Regions from separate parts of the Homo sapiens genome. Here all the other regions are linked to region 3. The links are chromatin loops, found by intact Hi-C in ENCODE. Cell type or tissue: CD4-positive, alpha-beta T cell. All regions are shown on one strand. Links, peaks and the distances in the headings refer to the core of each region. The heading gives the core; the rest is flanking DNA.

Region 1 (5,638 bases), core at 179-5,178, 110 kb after region 3:
TGGTGGTCACCAGGCGCGGTGGCTCACACCTGTAATCCCAGCACTTTGGGAGGCCGAGGCAGGCAGTATGCCTGAGGTCAGGAGTTCAAGACCAGCCTGGCCAACATGGCGAAACCCCGTCTCTACTAAAAATACAAAATTAGCCGGGCATGGTGGTACATGTCTGTAGTCCTATCTACTCAGGAGGTTGAGGCAGAAGAGTCGCCTGAAGCCGGGAGGTGGAGGTTGCAGTGAGCTGATATTGCGCCATTGAACTCCAGGCTGGGCGACAAGAACGAAACTTCGTCTCAAAAAAAAAAAAAGAACAGAGTAGTGGTCATAACCTTTGAAATGGTCATTTGTGGCATCTGGCATAGTGCTACTAAAAGTGGTTATTGAACTGGCTGCTTAACCACAGACTATTTGTTACTGTCCACAGAGATAAGGACCTTGTGCCGTATGTTTAGGTTACCTCACATTTCTTTGGTTTAATTGACTTTTTAATGTGTTGTTTACATTCTGGCACAAGCTCTTTATCTTGTCAGGGACTGGCATTTTGAGTAGTACCAATAGCTATTCCTTATAAATATTTTGAAACCCCTGATTTTCACAATTACTTTGAAATGCCAGTGCAAAATAGCAATACTTTTGTTACTATTTACTGCCCTTAGATAATACTCTTTATCAAGCTTATTTTATAAGTAAGTTACTAAGTTTCTTTAATAGAGATTTTTCTGAAAACTTTTTTCTCCTCAAATTCCTTTTACCATGAAATTTTACGTTTGAGATATTAAGCCTTTGAACATAGACATGGGATATTTTTCCTTTTGTGTGTTTAGCAGTGAAATTTAGTTAATAGGTCAGGCTACCATTCTCGAGTTAAAGACACGAATGTGTTTGAATGCCTTAGCATGGTACTTAGATGTGAACTTCTTCGTCATATGTAAAACTTGACTTTCATTCCTATGTCATTGAAGGAAATGGAATTGGCCCATTTTTCTCACACACTTGACTGATTTCACAGGAATAAAATATTCTCGTTAGAAGTAAAACTGAAGTGCTTATAGATTTTATACCTTTTTATTGCTCATCATTTATCTTGTTGATCCTGAGTTTATACTGCTTTTAGTCGAGTAAGAAATACAAAGATAGTGCAAATCTTTTTTTTATGTGAAAATTGATTGAGGCCATTGCGTGCTATTGAGTAAAGCAGAAATGTGTTCGTGGTTGTTGCCCCTGGATTAACCCTCTTTTATTAGCCCCCATAAATGACAAAATTAATACATATCCAATTCTGATGTCTAAGAATAAACTTAATACCCCTTTAAATAGACTTAATGTATTTTAATGAGACTTTTAATTGCTAGCATATATTTATGCAATAAACTTCTGCTTCCACTGTCCTATAGAAGCTGTTCTTTAAAACCAACACCCACAGAAATGGAGTCAGTCACTTTTTAAAGTTATTATTCTCTTGACCTCCATCAGCATTTTATATTTTTAACCCATTCTACATAGTTGCTCATTTAATCCTTTTGATCCAAAAATTAAGGTTGTCTGTTGTGAAATAACTCCTATTTTCATTTTTATTTGTAGTTGTCTGGGATACTTTTGGTTAAGCTTTTATTTTCAACCTTTGGATCATTTTGTTTTAGCCGTAGTTTTTGTTTAAAACAGTTTATTGTAATTAGTTGGTTTTGTCTTTTGTAATCTAATCTGAGAGTATTATGAGTTTACTATTTACATTCATTTCACATTCATTTTATATCATGCTTTGTTCTTGCTGCTTTTTTTTTTTAACACTATATGATCTGATTTTCACCTACCTTTCCTTTACTGCCCCTGATTTTATTTGATTATATTATTTATCTTCATTCTTCTAGTGTTAATATTATTATTATTATTATTTTTGAGACAGGGTCCCACTCTGTCACCCAGGCTGGAGTGCAGTGATGGGATCTTGGCTCACTGCAGCCTTGATCTCCTGGGCTCAAGTGATCCTCCTGCCTCCTGCGTAGCGGGGACCGCAGGCTCACACAACCACCATACTCCACATCCAGCTAATTTTTGTACTATTTGTAGAGACGGGCTTTCGCCATGTTGCCCAGGCTGGTCTCAAGCTCCTGAGCTCAAGCAGTCCGCCCACCTCGGCCTCCCAAAGTGCTGAGATTACAGGTGTGAGCCATTGGGCCCAGCCAGTTTATCTTCCTAAATGTGTGCTTCTATCTCTGCTACTTAGTTTATCAGCCTTAAATGAAGTCTTTTGACCCTGTGTATAAAAGCTGAGGCACTCCCTCTCCATTTCCTGTTTCCTGTCCCGAATTTTGATTATGTGTATGTTGTCGTGGTTTGTAAACACTTACATTTTATTATGTAGCCACGGTTCACAGGTGTTTTCATCTTAGCTCTCTGGTTAAAATGGCTTAACTGCTCAGTGCCAGTTGTTTTGCTATACAGTAAGTCCTCAGTTAGTGTTGCCAGTAGATTCTTGGAAACTGCGACATGAATGAAATGATGTATAGCAGGTCCTCTAATAACGTCATTTCCTTATAAGTGATGAGAAAAAAATTGATTTTGTTACGTATGGTTTCGCTTAAAGTCAAAGAACCTATTGTCAATGTTAAGTGAAGACTTACTGTAGTTCCTTAATTTATCTCAATTGATTAACTTTTTCCATTAGGAATTTCTTCACAAAGAGCTCGTGAAAACTCTACTCCTTGAGTTCCTGTATACTCAAAATGTTTATCTGTTGTCATTATAATCAAAGTAAGTTTGGCTGAGCATAAAATTGTGTCACACTTTTTTTCCTCTAAGGGCTTTGTAGTCACTGTTCTTTTGTCTTTTACTATTGAATGGTGCTGTGTGGACATCTAAAAGCAGCCTCATGTACCCTACTGCGTCCCTAACCCCAAAATCAATTGTTTAGCTTACTTGCCTAGATATCTAAAGGATTTTTTTTTCTTGTAAGCCTTAAAGTCTGGTAATTTTTTTAGGTGTTGGTATTTCTAATTCTGTATCTTTTCCTGGGAACATAGTGAGCCTTCTATTTCTGGAAAGTTACCTTGAATCATGTCTTTGAATATTTCTTTATTCTAATCCTTTGGTTCTCTTATTCAGAATCCCCAGTTATCTGCAAGGGGGTCTTCATTATTAACCTCTCTTATGTTTACTACTTTTTCTTTACTTTTTAAAACTTCTTGCTCCTTTCCATTTCATTTGTTTATTGAGATATAGTTCATATACTATAAAATTCACTCTCATAACTTGGTGGTTTTTAGTATATTGACACGTGTACAACCATGGCCACTCTCTCCTTCCTGAATTTTGTTTAATTGTGCCTGCTTTTTTGGGTCTTGCTTGCTGTATCCCTTTCTCTTCTTCTCTGTATCGTTGAAGCATATAATACCAGTTTGTTTCATAATTAGGGGTATTAACTTTGGTCACTTCGTTAAGGGGGTATCTGTCAGATTTCTTCATTTTACTGTTATTTTATCCTTTCATAATCTGATAATTGATATCATTATCAAGGTAGTTGATAATTTGTGGGGAAGTACGTTGTGACTGTGTAAATATCCTGGGTTTTTTTTTTTTTTGTCATTGTTTCTTTTTTTTCTGAAACATGGTCTCACTCTGTCATCCGTACGGGAGTGCGGTGGCTTCATCTAGGCTCACTGCAACCTCTGCCCCTTCCAGGTCCAAGCAATTCTGCAAGCTCAGCCTCCTGAGTAGCTGGGACTAAAGGTGCATGTGCCACTATGCTTGGCTAATTTTTGTAATTTTTGATAGAGATGGAGTTGCACCATGTTGGCCAAGCTGGTCTTGAACTCCTGACCTCAAGTGATCCATCTGCCTTGGCCTCCCAAAGTGTTGGGATTACAGGTGTGAGCTGCCGTGCCCAGCCCAATATCCTGTTTTTCAACAAACTTTTACTCATTATTTTTAGCATCCATTGATAATTCTTAATTGAAACAATTATTAGCATGGCGATTGCCAAATGTAATTATCTAACTCTTTCATTACTTCTACATTTAAGGATGGACTCATGTATTTTATTCTATGGTCTATAATCCTTTGTTAGCCTTCTTCATTCACATTGACACAGATTTGGCCAAAGGGAGCCCCATCAAGCAGGGTCTAGTGTACTTCTGATTTGTTTCTATCTTCCTTTCAGCATGTCCTGTTTTCTAATACAATAAAATGCTTCGGGTTTATCTTGTACTTCCCTTTCCAATTCTGGAATAACCATTTATCCAAGGAACTCCGATTCCTTTGGGGAGTGCTATTTGGAAACCAAGGTCTGGCACTCTAGGTATGCTCGTAGCGATGGGAGCGTCATTGCTTCCAGGCTCTGGCTGTGTCTCTTCAGGGTCCACTATAGTCATCCTGTTTCTGTCTGCTGTAGATTATATTAAAGCTTCATTCTTCATCCCTTCCATTTTCCTCCCTATAAGTTAGTGTCTGGAAGCATTCTTAGAGGTCAGACGAAATCATTATATTCAGGTATGGAATGCAATTTTTGTATAGATAACAAATCTATATTCATGAAATCTGATGCTGCCCATCATCCATCTTTTTGCAAGGTCTTTTCCTGTGAAAGGTATGTTTTTTCTTTTCTTTTCTTTTTTTTTTTTTTTTTGAGACAGAGTCTCTCTCTGTCACCTAGGCTGAAGTGCAGTGGCACAGTCTCGGCTCACTGCAACCTCTGCCTTCCGGGTTCAAGCGATTCTCCTGCCTCAGCCTCCTGAGTAGCTGGGATTACAGGCATGCGCCACCATGCCTGGCTGATTTTGTATTTTTAGTAGAGTTGGGGTTTCTCCATGTTGGTCAGGCTGGTCTCGAACTCCCAACCTCAGGTGATCCACCCACCTCAGCCTCCCAAAGTGGTAGGATTACAGGTGTGAGCCACCGTGCCCGGCCAGTCCTTTACTTTTATAGGTGGAGAAACTGAGACCTAAGAACTGAAGTGACTTACGTCCATGGCAAATTGATTGCAGAGCCAAAAGTGGAGTCCAGATCTCCTAACTTCCATACTAGAACATTTTTGCTGTGGGGAGTGGAGAGAGATTGGGTTGATGGTACCTGCCTGAAGTTTCCATGGTTGCTGGGTGGAAACAGCACTCTTCCTTCTGTCTTGGCACTCAAGCATCCCGATGGACATTGAATTTTTCCAATGATTGGTCATTTGATGACCAGGCAGGGGAGCAGAAAAGGAGATAGTACAGACCAGAAGCTGTTTGAGGATGTGTTGTTGCCTGACCAGACACCTTGAGGCCAGAATTCTAAGTAGTTTCAAAACTCCTCCCTTTCATACCCCATCTACTGACTTTCTGCTTTCTTCAAAATGCTCTGTTGGCCAGGTGCAGTGGTTCACGCCTGCAATCCCAACACTTAGGCTGAGGCGGGAGGATTACATGGGCCCAGGAGTTCAAGACCAGTTGAGGCAACATAAGGGGCTGGGCCCTTTTCTCTACGAAAAAAAAAAAAAAAAAAAGCTTAGTGTGGTGGTATGCACCTGTAGTCCCAGCTACTTGTGGGGCCGAGGCAGGAGGGTCACTTGAGCCTGGGAGGGTGAGGCTGCAGTGAGCCATGATCACACCGTGCATTCCAGTCTGGGAGACAGTGAGGACCTGGCTCAAAAACAAAACAAAACAAAACAAAA
Region 2 (5,513 bases), core at 514-5,513, 81 kb before region 3:
TCGAACTCCCAACCTCAGGTGATCCACCCATCTCGGCCTCCCAAAGTGCTGGGATTACAGGCGTGAGCCACCGCGCCTGGCCACGCCCGGCTAATTTTTGTAATTTTAGTAGAGACGGGGTTTCACCATGTTGGCCAGGCTGGTCCTGAACTCCTGACCTCAGGTGATCCACCTGCCTCAGCCTCCAAAAGTGCTGGGATTGCAGGAGTGAGCCACTGCGCCTGGCCTGCTTTATTTTAATTATATATCATCTTTTCTTAACAGCAACATGGTATAGCTGAACTCCGCTCAGAATACTACTAGAGGAGAGTTTCATTTTCTTTTTATTTATTTATTTATTTATTTTTTGAGGCGGAGTCTCGCTCTGTCGCCCAGGCTGGAGTACAGTGGTGCCATCTCCGGTCACTGCAAGCTCCGCCTCCCGGGTTCACGCCATTCTCCTGCCTCAGCCTCCCAAGTAGCTGGGACTACAGGCACCCGCCAGGATGCCCGGCTAATTTTTTGTATTTTTAGTAGAGACGGGGTTTCACCATGTTAGCCAGGATGGTCTCAATCTCCTGACCTCGTGATCTGCTCGCCTCGGCCTCCCAAAGTGCGGGGATTACAGGCGTGAGCCACCGTGCCCGGCCGAGAGTTTCATTTTCTAATCAGTTCTTGAAGATGCTTCCACATATGTCTGTCATATCCTACAGAGAGACAATCACTTCAAGGTATCATTAGCACCTAAAAAATCTCTAAACAAATGTGGATGCCAAATTATAAAAACTACTACTAAACAAACATCCACAGATCTCCTTGGAACTCCTTTAGGCACATAGGAATGTCCACAATCCCTTACTAGTATTGACATATCTTTCTATGGAAATACAGATGCTCCTAAATAAGCCAAATAAACTAGATCATGTGAGCAAGGAGGTATAACAGTTAAAAGGATTCATATAAATAAAGTGAAACAGAGAAACAAACATCTTCAACAGTGAACAGGTCTCTAAGAATGCTGCTTTTTCTCCGTAAGAGATATTACACATTTGTTTTATTTTATTTTTTTTGAGATGGAGTCTCACTCTGTCGCCCAGGCTGGAGTGCAGTGGCACAATCTCGGCTCACTGCAAGCTCCACCTCCCGGGTTCACGCCATTCTCCTGCCTCAGCCTCCCGAGTAGCTGGGACTACAGGCGCCCGCCACCACGCCCAGCTAATTTTTTGTATTTTTTGGTAGAGACGGGATTTCCCCAAGTTAGCTCGATCTCCTGACCTCGTGATCCACCCGCCTCGGCCTCCCAAAGTGCTGGGATTACAGGCGTAAGCCACCGCGCCCGGCCGAGATATTACACAATTTTTAAAGATACAGTGAGCTAGCAGCATCTCCCCCTCAAACACCGACTGGCTCTACAGATTCTTTATAGAATCTGCATTCTAGAGAAATAACTTTCACATCACTATAACAACAACAAAAGCTAAAGGAAAACTATCTTTATAAAGAAGTTATTTTAAAGCCCAGAATAATTCAGATTATTTAAGATATCATAAAGCATTAATCCAAAAAGGTATAAACAGTGAAGATGCAAAAGAAATGGTAAGATTATGCAAACTTACGAGGGTCATAAGGCACATGCCAGTACTGACATCCCACATCTTAATAGTCTTGTCTCTGGATCCAGACAGCAAGAATGGCCCAGGTTTACCACTTTTTTTAGTCTACAGAAAACATAATAAAAATTAAGTTTCCCACACAAGAAGTTAGGTATGGACTTTAAATGGCTTCTATCTAATAATGATATATATTTCCAATTTTTTTGTTGCATTTTGGTTTTTTGTTTGTTTTCAGACGGAGTCTGGCTCTGTCACCCAGGCTGGAGTACCGTGGTGCAATCTTGGGTCACTGCAACCTCCGCCTCCCGGGTTCAAGCGAATCTCCTGCCTCAGCCTCCCAAGTAGATGTGATTACAGGCACGCACCACCACATGTGGCTAATTTTTGTATTTTTAGTAGAGATGGGGTTTTGCCATGTTGGGCAGGCTGGTCTTGAACTCCTAACCTCAGATGATCGATCGGCCCACCTCGGCCTCCCAAAGTGCTGGAATTACAGGCGTGAGCCACTGCGCCCAGCCCAATTTGTTTTTATCTGTTGAAATACACAAGTCTTTCACACCATACCTATGCTACACAGGAAGGACTCAGATAATGTAAGAACAGAAGTCTCTATTTAGGTTAGGACTCAGTTTTCATAAAACCAACAGATAATAAATTTACTTTTCAAGATTTCTGTAATCACTATTTAATTTAACTTTTACAAATCCAACCAAAACCAAATTTACTTATTTATTTTTTTGATCTGGATTAGGGAATATTTATTTATTTCAAGACAGGGTCTCATTCTGTCACCCAGGCTGGAGTGCAGTGGAACAATCATAGCTCACTGCAGCTTTGAACTCCTGGGATCAAGCAATCTTCCTGTCTCAGTCTCCCTAGTGGCTGGGACTACAGGAGTGTACCACCACACCTAGCTAAGTTTTTGAAAATTTTTTCCGTCATTAGTATAGTGGTGAGTTTAAAAAAAAAAAAAAAGTTTTCTGTAGAGACGGGGTCTCGCTATGTTGCTCAAACTCCTGGGCTCAAGTGATCCTCCTGCCTTGACTTCCCAAAGTGCTGGGATTACAGGCGTGAGCCACCACACCAGAATCAAATTTATGACATACAGCATGTAACCACCACCAGAGGGCAGTAAACAGAATCTCAAAATGCAATGGGCCAATCAAAATAAAGAGAACTCACAAGAGAAGATTCATTTAGAAAAATAAGTGGGATGGGGGTAGAGGGAGAGGAAACTGCCTCCTTTGTTTATTGACATGTAGTTTTAAAAATACATGATAGGAATGCCTCTGTCAAAATCAATGTGAAGCCAGGCACAGTGGCTCACACCTGTAATCCCAGAACTTTGGGAAGCTGAGGTGGTCGGATCACTTGAGGCCATGAGTTTGAGAGCAGCCTGGCCAACATGGCAAAACCTTGTTTCTACTAAAAATATAAAAATTAGCTGGCAGGGTGGTACATGCATCCGTGGTCCCAGCTACTCAGGAGGCTGAGGCAGGAGAATCGCCTGAACCTGGGAGGCGGAGGTTGCAGTGAGCCGAGATCACGCTACTGTACTCCAGCCTGGGCAACAGAGTGAGACTGTCTCAAAAACAAACAAAAGTTTTAGACCATTCATTTTCATTCATTTATTAGAAACAGGGATCTTGCTATGTTGTCCCAGGCTGAACTTTAACTTCTGGACACAAGTGATCCTCTTGCCTCAGCCTCCTGAGTAGCTAGGACTATAGCCATGTGCCGCTGTACCTTGTAATTTTTAACATATTAATAATAAAGACCAAAACCATAAAGATCACAAAGAAATGCGTTAAAACTCCAGGCTCAGCTAGTACTTTTAAATGATCAAGAACATCAGAGGCTGCCATATGGATTAGTCTTCATTTAAAAAAACATTTATACTATCACATCTGGAATTAATTTTAAAAAATAAATACTGAACTGCATTTTACCATAAATTTATAAATAAAATCATTATCTTCATTAATGAAGGCTATTTTTCTGACAGAAAACTTTAACCTCTCCCTCAGGTTTTGTTTTACATTGAGATGATCTCATAACACTGATTTTTCTGATAAATTTTAATTCTTTAGGAGAATACCCATCACGTATCAAATCAAGGATAGGCTGACAGCAATAATCATCACTGGTTAAATAATGTAAACACATCAGCAAGCTGTGAAGAGTAGAGAATTTCAAGATTCAGAATTGCTGGATGCAGATTTTTAAATGCATTAACAGCCCTGAAACAGGGAATTAGCAAAGTTATCTAAGGACTTCAGATATCAGCAATAAAACCATGAAGACATTTGTATATACAGTACCTCAGATCCTGTTGCTTCAGAGATGGAGGAATATGAGCTTTCTGGAGCCCAGGAAATGCATTCTACCACATGCTCATGCTCTCGGAGCTCAGCCTTGCATTCCTTTGTTGCTACGACCCATACACGCACAGTCTGGTCATTGGAACAGCTGGCTATCAGAGTGCCATCTTGATTTGGCCGTACCATACGTACCCATTCTCTGTGTCCTGTGAATGTCTTCACACAGTAGCTGTCAATATAAATAATAACTTACACTGTGAATGACAATCATCAGGACACTTCCCAGAAGTGATATAAAAATATGTACTGGGATGAAGAGAATGGTACCAAGTTAGAGATGCAAGTCGACAGAATAAATGTACAATCCTGGTTAATTAAAGTAGGAACAATAAGCTAACAGACATATCATTAAGGAGCTAATAAAATCAACATCTAGAAGATAAAATATGTATAAGAAATAAAATCTTTCAAAACTAAATGCACACTTAAAAGTATTTCCAGCCATATTGGAAAAAAGCTATGCTCTACTAATCTGAGTAAAACTAGTAACTTTGTACTACAAAAATCAAGTGTAATTCTATGCACAACCAAATTCAGCCTAACAGAGGTATACCAGCACAAAGATTATTTACTTTTTGTTTTTTTTTTTTGAGACGGAGTCTCGCTCTGTCGCCCAGGCTGGAGTGCAGTGGCGCGATCTCGGCTCACTGCAGGCTCCACCTCCCAGGTTCACGCCATTCTCCTGCCTCAGCCTCCCGAGTAGCTGGGACTACAGGCGCCCGCCACCACGCCCGGCTAATTTTTTGTATTTTTAGTAGAGACGGGGTTTCATCGTGTTAGCCAGGACGGTCTCGATCTCCTGACCTCATGATCCGCCCGCCTCTGCCTCCCAAAGTGCTGGGATTACAGGCGTGAGCCACCGCGCCCGGCCAAAGATTATTTACACTTTAATTTAAACCCACAGAGAGATCACCTAAAAGAAGACCACAGAGGAAATAAGCCATTACACAGAAATGCTTCTCAAGGACATAGAGTCTCTCCTTACAATGTCTCTGTGCTCCTTTTTGGGAGACATGTACAGATCAAACTTAGTTTTAAAGTATATTTAATATGACTGTCATAATGATCATTCCGGGTTAAAGTCGAAGTGACTGCAACACCAGAACACAATTTTGTTTTTTATAAATATGTCTTTAAGCTGATGCCTTTTCTTTTTTTTTGAGACGGAGTCTCACTCTTGTTGCCCAGGCTAGAGTGCAATGGCACGATCTCGGCTCACTGCAACCTCCACCTCCCAGGTTCAAGTGATTCTCCTGTCTCAGCCTCCCAAGTAGCTGGGAATACAGGTGTGCGCCACCACACCCGGCTAATTTTTGTATTTTTAGTAGAGATGGGGTTTCATCATGTTGGCCAGGCTGGTCTTCAATTCCTGACCAGGTGATCTGCCCACCTTGGCCTCCCAAAGCGCTGGGATGACAGGTGTGAGCCACTGCACCTGGCCGCTGATGCCTTTTCAACTAAACTTACTTACCCAGTTTGCACTTCCCACATTTTTATAGTTTTATCCCTTGAGGCAGACACTATATGATCTCCATTGGGC
Region 3 (5,638 bases), core at 489-5,488:
GTTTGTTTTTGACAGAGTCTTGCTCTGTCGCCCAGGCTGGAGTACAGTGGCACGATCTCGGCTCACTGCAACCTCCGCCTCCCGGGTTCAATCTATTCTCCTGTCTCAGCCTCCCCAGCAGCTGGGATTACAGGCGCATGGCACAAGACATGGCTAATTTTTTTGTATTTTTAGTAGAGACGGGGTTTCACCATATTGGTCAGTCTGGTCTCGAACTCCTGACCTCAGGTGATCCACCTGCCTCGGCCTCCCAAAGTGCTGAGATTACAGGCGTGAACCACTGCACCTGGACCTTAGTGTGCTTTGATATTCTACAAACAGTAGGAATAGGGATATGTCAGACACATAATACAGTGAATTATCATTCCCAACCTTACTCATTTCCTCACCATAATAACCCTTCTACTTTCTAATCATATTAAAAAGAACAAAAGTGTAAAAATACATCATACACTGACAAGCATTCATAAGGCTAATCAAAGTCACATTTACCACCTATATGTGAAATTCTTTTGAAGATGTCTACTCATGTGAATGCTTGATACAGGGCATTAAAATGACCTACCCTAGCTTATGGCAGTATCTCACAAAAAGGTCCCTTTCAAAGAGCAACACAAGAGAAAAGATCTGAAGGGGCTTTCATGCAAATTATCTTATCCTTTTTTCCCCACCTTTTATGTTCACTATTTTAAAATCTCAAATAGATTTACTGTTTTAAGTAAAACAATTGTAGTATTTTTCTTAGATTATTGCAGTATTCCTGTACCCCCTATTTCTTGCCAAATATTTCTGACATTAATTTATACTTATATGGCGAGAACAATAAAAAACATTAACAAGAGTGTAGATATATGTGTGTGTGTATCTTTATATATTAATATATACACACACACACACAGGGACAAATAAGGAGACAATAAGTGTCTATTTTAAAGCAGGGACATTGCTTTTTATTCCAATCATTCAATGCCCATCATGCAAAAAAGGTGGAAAACATTAGATTTTAAGACTTACGACAGAGAAATGACTTAGTTGTAGCAACCATTCATATCAAATAACCTTACAAAACATAAGCAAGAGAAAGACGCTGTGAAAGGGCAATACAGCATTTCACAGCTTCTGCTCCCTTACTCCACCCAGTCTTCTCGGCTCAATGGCTGTTCACAGCATCCACAAATATTAGCCCATTTTTTTAAAAAAGGATGTGGGGGGAGGTACCAACGTAGGGCTTGCTCCATCAAAATCAACATATACAGAAATACTTCAAGTGAAAAATTGGATTCCTTTCTGATTTTAAAATATATACCAGCCTTCAATTTCTTTTAGGAGATTCCCCCCTTCTGAGCAATCCAAACAATGATCATTAATGAACACGAAAGAAATCACCCTAAATACAGATTACTCTTCTGCTTTATTAAAAACTGCAATTTGCAACTGCTAATTATTTTGTGAAACTGTGTCCTAAAAGACACCCATTAGAGATTAAAAGCTAGCTAATGCCTTAAAACCAAATCAGAATTTTTTAAGTAAAAGCTTTTACTATATATTCAACATCACTATGACACAGTCAACAGGAAATTTTCCTGATTATGAGACTGGACCCCGCAGCAATTAAGCCGCCCTGCTGCAGCAAAAAAAAAAAAAAAAGCAAACACTCCTGTGGCAAAAAGGGAGGGATGACATTATCACTGGTATGAAAGGCCCAAGCACTGTCTCCTCCGCCCTAGCCTCGAAAAGAAATTCACACAAAATAACCCACCCCCCCAACAAAAACAGAATTGCCAAAAATGGCACAAATTGTTTGTTTGGCCTTTAAAACCTTATGAAACTCCAAGACTGTGTGCTTAAAGGAGAGATGGGAATATCAGTAATATCTCTATTTGTCCGGACTGCCACTTAAGGAAAGAGGGAGGGGGGACCTTGGCATGACATCGCCCATTGAGAACGAGACCACAAATCTGGTCCTCCTCTTCAAAGGCGTATTTTCTTAACCAAAAGACTGATATAAATTGGGCCCAAACCCCAAAAGAAAATTTCCTGCCCTCTTCCCAAGGAGTTTCTTGCTAAGTCACTGAAGAAAGGTAGCATAACATATAAAGCTATGGTACCTTGCTCTCTCCTACTAAATACGGAAAACCTCTTCCCCTCTACTGCTACGTTTAGAGGTGCAGAGTCAAAATGTGTCGACCACCTCAAAGGCATTTTCTCATGTGGGAGGCTAAAGAGGGTAAATATGCAGAGGCACTGCGTTTCCCAAAGGGGCAGGGAGATGAGATTAGACGAAGGGGAATGGCAGGGAGCCTCGAAGCTGAATGTTAACAGCATCAAAAGGCAACTCCCGACCGAGGAGCCGGTGGCAGAAAGAAAATCCTGCCAGATTCGGTGGGTGGATGCTGCGGATTGCTCGGTGGGCCGGGCTGCCTCTCCTCGGCGGGTGCTGAGGCTGGACCGCCGCACCGGGGGCCAGGGAGACGGTGGGCCACCCTCCGCTGGTCAACCCCATCTTAAGGACCAGTCGGGGACGGAATGCCTGGAAGGCCCTATGAGTGCCCCGGCGGCGCGGGGCTGAGCCGGTCCCCGAGCCGATAACTGAGGGTGGGGTGGGGACTGCGGTGCTCGTCTCCGCGGCCGGGGAGAGCAGGGCCGATCCTTTTCCCCAAGATCAGAGAGCTACCTGGTCCCCACGCCCTTCCAACCCAAGAATACTTTTCTTGCTAAGTCACCGAGGGAGGAGGGCGATCCCTTCTTGGGGAGGGCCGCGGGGCGGGGGTCGCAGAGGCGCCGGCAGCCCCCAAAGCCGGGCCCGGGAGGAGAGGAGCGAGGGCAGCGCCCTCCCCGGACAGTCCCCCTCCTCCGGGTCTCTCACTCAACGGCCGTCGCGGCCGCCATTTTGAGAGCGAGGAGAGAAGAAGAAGGAGGAGGCGGCGGCGGAGGCAGGGGGAGGGGAGAATGGGAGGGAGGGGACCGGCGCAGCCACATCGTCAGGCCGCCGGGTCCGGCCTGCAGCCGCCCGGGCGCGGTGGAGGAGACAGAGGGGAGGGCGCAGACCCGCGCCGCCTTACCGGAGCGCTGCACCGCCGCCTCCGCAGGGCCTCTTCCGTCCTTCACTCCCATCCACCGGCGGGGGAGGGGGAGGGAGAGGGGAGGGAGGAAGGAGGGAGGGAGGGAAGGAGGGGGGAGGATGGCGCGCTGGGCCCGGGCCCGGGGAGGGGGAGGGGAGGGGAGCGGGCGGGCTCCTCAGCCGTTCCGGGGCTCGAGTCCAAGCTCGGCGCTCGCGGTTTCTCTCGCTCGCGCCCGAGCGCTCCCCTCCTTCTCCTTCTCGCTCCCTAGACTCCCGTGTCGCTGCTCCTCCGCTCGCTCACTCGCTCTCCCGGCCGCCGGACTCCGCCGCCGCCCCGCCGCTCCAGCTCCGTCTGTCACAGGAGCTGCCCCAACGCCCTGACGTCACCGCGCCGCCGCCGCCGCCGCCGCCGCCGCCCCAGACCCGCCAGGAAGAGGGAGGGGCGGGCGCCGGGAGCGGAGGAGGGGCTGCGGCGCATGCGCCGGGCTGGGCCGGGCCGGGGCCGCGCTGCCTTCTAGCGGGCGGGCGGCTGAGCGGTGCCACCCGGCCGGCGGGCGAGTCTGCGTGCGAGGTGCTGCTTCTCACGCTCCGCACGCTTCTGTTAACCTTGGGAGAGGCTCTTTTTTCCCAGCCCCTCGTCTGACTTGCGGCCCCTTCTGAACTCTGGCTCTGCTCACCTCGCTGCCCTGCTTTTGCGCTCATGCGGCCGACCGCGGCGTCCCGTTGGCACCGTGTGTGGCGGGCCCCGGGAGGCGCGAGAGGCAGCGGGGCCCGGCCACCTACCGCCCCTTTCTGCCTCCGGCCTCCGAGATGATTTCCCAGTTTGGGGGGGAATGAGGGAGGGGAGTAGGCTGGCTGGCTTGGGAGGAGGAGCTGTTGAGGTTAAAAGGCAGATGGAATGCTGTCATTGTCTTGATTTGTATTATAGATTCTTAATTGGGAGGACTCGCTTTTGGATATGATTCAGCTATTCTTCTCCTTAGTCACACACAGACATCAGAGTCTCTCCAGGTCTCGAAACGGATGCCCAAAGAAAGGCCTGGAACTGTATCCCTATAAGGGATGTCTGTGTGTGTTTGCTAAATTATGGATTGAAATATTGATGACAAGAGTCGTCTTGGGGATTTGTAGTTAATTTATTCCACACAGATACCTATGATTTTTCTTTTCTTTTCCTTTTTTTTTTTTTTTTTTTTTTGAGACGGAGTCTCGCTGTGTCGCCCAGGCTGGAGTGCAGTGGCGCGATCTCGGCTCACTGCAACCTCCGCCTCCCGAGTTCAAGCGATTCTCTGCATCAGCCTCCCGAGTAGCTGGGAGTACAGGCACTTGCCACCACGCCCAGCTAATTTTTGTTTTTTGTTTTTGTTTTTGTTTTTGAGATGGAGTCTCGCTCTGTCGCCCAGGCTGGAGTGCAGTGGTGCAATCTCCACTCACTGCAGGCTCCGCCTCCCGGGTTCACGCCATTCTCCTGCCTCAGCCTCCCGAGTAGCTGGGACCACAGGCGCCCACCACCACGCCCGGCTAATTTTTTTGGTATTTTTAGTAGAGACGGGGTTTCATCATGTTGGCCCGGATGGTCTCGATCCCTTGACCTCGTGATCCGCCCGCCTCTGCCTCCCAAAGTGCTGGGATTACAGGCGTGAGCCACCGTGCTCAGCCGACCCTTGATTTTTAAAAAGCGAGATTTGGGGTTCTGAATAATTCAATATGGGCTATTATTTTAATAACAGGTTTAAATGAGATTATCTTATCATTCATTTGTATTGTCCAAGGAAGCTTTTTTCTTGAAACAGGCTTAAGCTTATGTGTACTGATTTTATTGCGTCACTTTATGTAGGTAAATATATATATATATACTGCATTTGAGAAGCAGCAGAGTTAACGAAAGAGACAACTTAGGTGTAAATCCTGGACCCCGCACTTGCCAGAAGCGCGACCTGGGGCAAATTACCATACCTCTCTTTGGCCTCAGTTTCTCAATAAAAGACACCTAATAACTAACCCGGCTTTTGTGAGAATTACAGAGGAGGTGCAGCCTGTGTAAAGTATCTTAGTTTCGTGGGGACTTATAGGTAACTCATGTAAACATTACTGTTGCTTGATACCAAAACAAGTTTCCTTTGTTCAAGAAAGGTTATCTCTGCCAGGCACAGGTTGCTAACCCCTGTAATCCCAGCAATTTGGGAGGCCAAGGCAGGGATGGGGAGGTTGGGAGGGGGGCCGTGGATCACCTGAGCCAAGGAGTTGGAGACCAGCAGGTGCAACATAGTGAAACCTCATCTCTACAAAAAAATTTTAAAAATTAGCTAAGTGTGGTGGCACATGCCTGTAGTCCCAGCTACTGGGGAGGATGAGATGGGAGGATTGCTCAAGCCCTGGAGATCCAGACCAGCCAGGGCAACAAAGCAAGATCTCATCTCTAAAAACAAAAAAAGAAAAGAAAAACAGCCGGGCGCGGGGACTCACGCCTGCAATCCCAACACTTTGGGAGGCTCAGACAGGTGGATCACTTGAGGTCAGGATTTCGAGACCGGCCTGGTCAACATGGCGAAATGCCATCTCTACTAAAAACACAAA

The links. Hi-C counts contacts between places; a loop is a spot of excess contacts. Peaks named below come from ENCODE experiments on the same cell type or tissue, not always from the same donor. Only the 100,000 strongest peaks of a DNase experiment are listed, where the experiment ranks them.
Region 1: it touches region 3 in a loop (2.5-fold over the local background); 5 of 110 quality-filtered maps call a loop at or near these places.
Region 2: a loop joins it to region 3, with 9 times the contacts of the local background. A loop is called at or near these places in 61 of 110 quality-filtered maps.

Annotation. Positions count from the first base shown.
Region 1 is chr17:2,479,163-2,484,800 of GRCh38, reverse strand. All of the region lies in intron 2 of METTL16 (methyltransferase 16, RNA N6-adenosine), which reads left to right. Among named protein-coding and RNA genes, the nearest start is that of METTL16, 30 kb to the left of the region's middle. RefSeq lists a silencer at 4,876-5,055. In CD4-positive, alpha-beta T cell, for the core only: no CTCF peak of the experiment used is centred there; a DNase peak (open chromatin) is centred at 2,410; H3K4me3 peaks cover 547 bases; H3K27ac peaks cover 1,518 bases.
Region 2 is chr17:2,672,689-2,678,201 of GRCh38, reverse strand. PAFAH1B1 (platelet activating factor acetylhydrolase 1b regulatory subunit 1) reads right to left here. Exons shown (of 11, transcript NM_000430.4): 7 at 5,445-5,513; 8 at 3,914-4,142; 9 at 1,596-1,697. Among named protein-coding and RNA genes, the nearest start is that of MIR6776, 17 kb to the left of the region's middle. In CD4-positive, alpha-beta T cell, for the core only: CTCF peaks have their summits at 2,508 and 2,707 (motif pointing right); a DNase peak (open chromatin) is centred at 2,711.
Region 3 is chr17:2,591,431-2,597,068 of GRCh38, reverse strand. PAFAH1B1 (platelet activating factor acetylhydrolase 1b regulatory subunit 1) reads right to left here and starts at 3,415. Exons shown (of 11, transcript NM_000430.4): 1 at 3,063-3,415. RefSeq lists silencers at 2,567-2,616, 2,677-2,736, 3,147-3,376, 3,427-3,646 and an enhancer at 3,481-4,209. In CD4-positive, alpha-beta T cell, for the core only: no CTCF peak of the experiment used is centred there; DNase peaks (open chromatin) are centred at 2,998, 3,068 and 3,558; H3K4me3 peaks cover 3,501 bases; H3K27ac peaks cover 2,117 bases.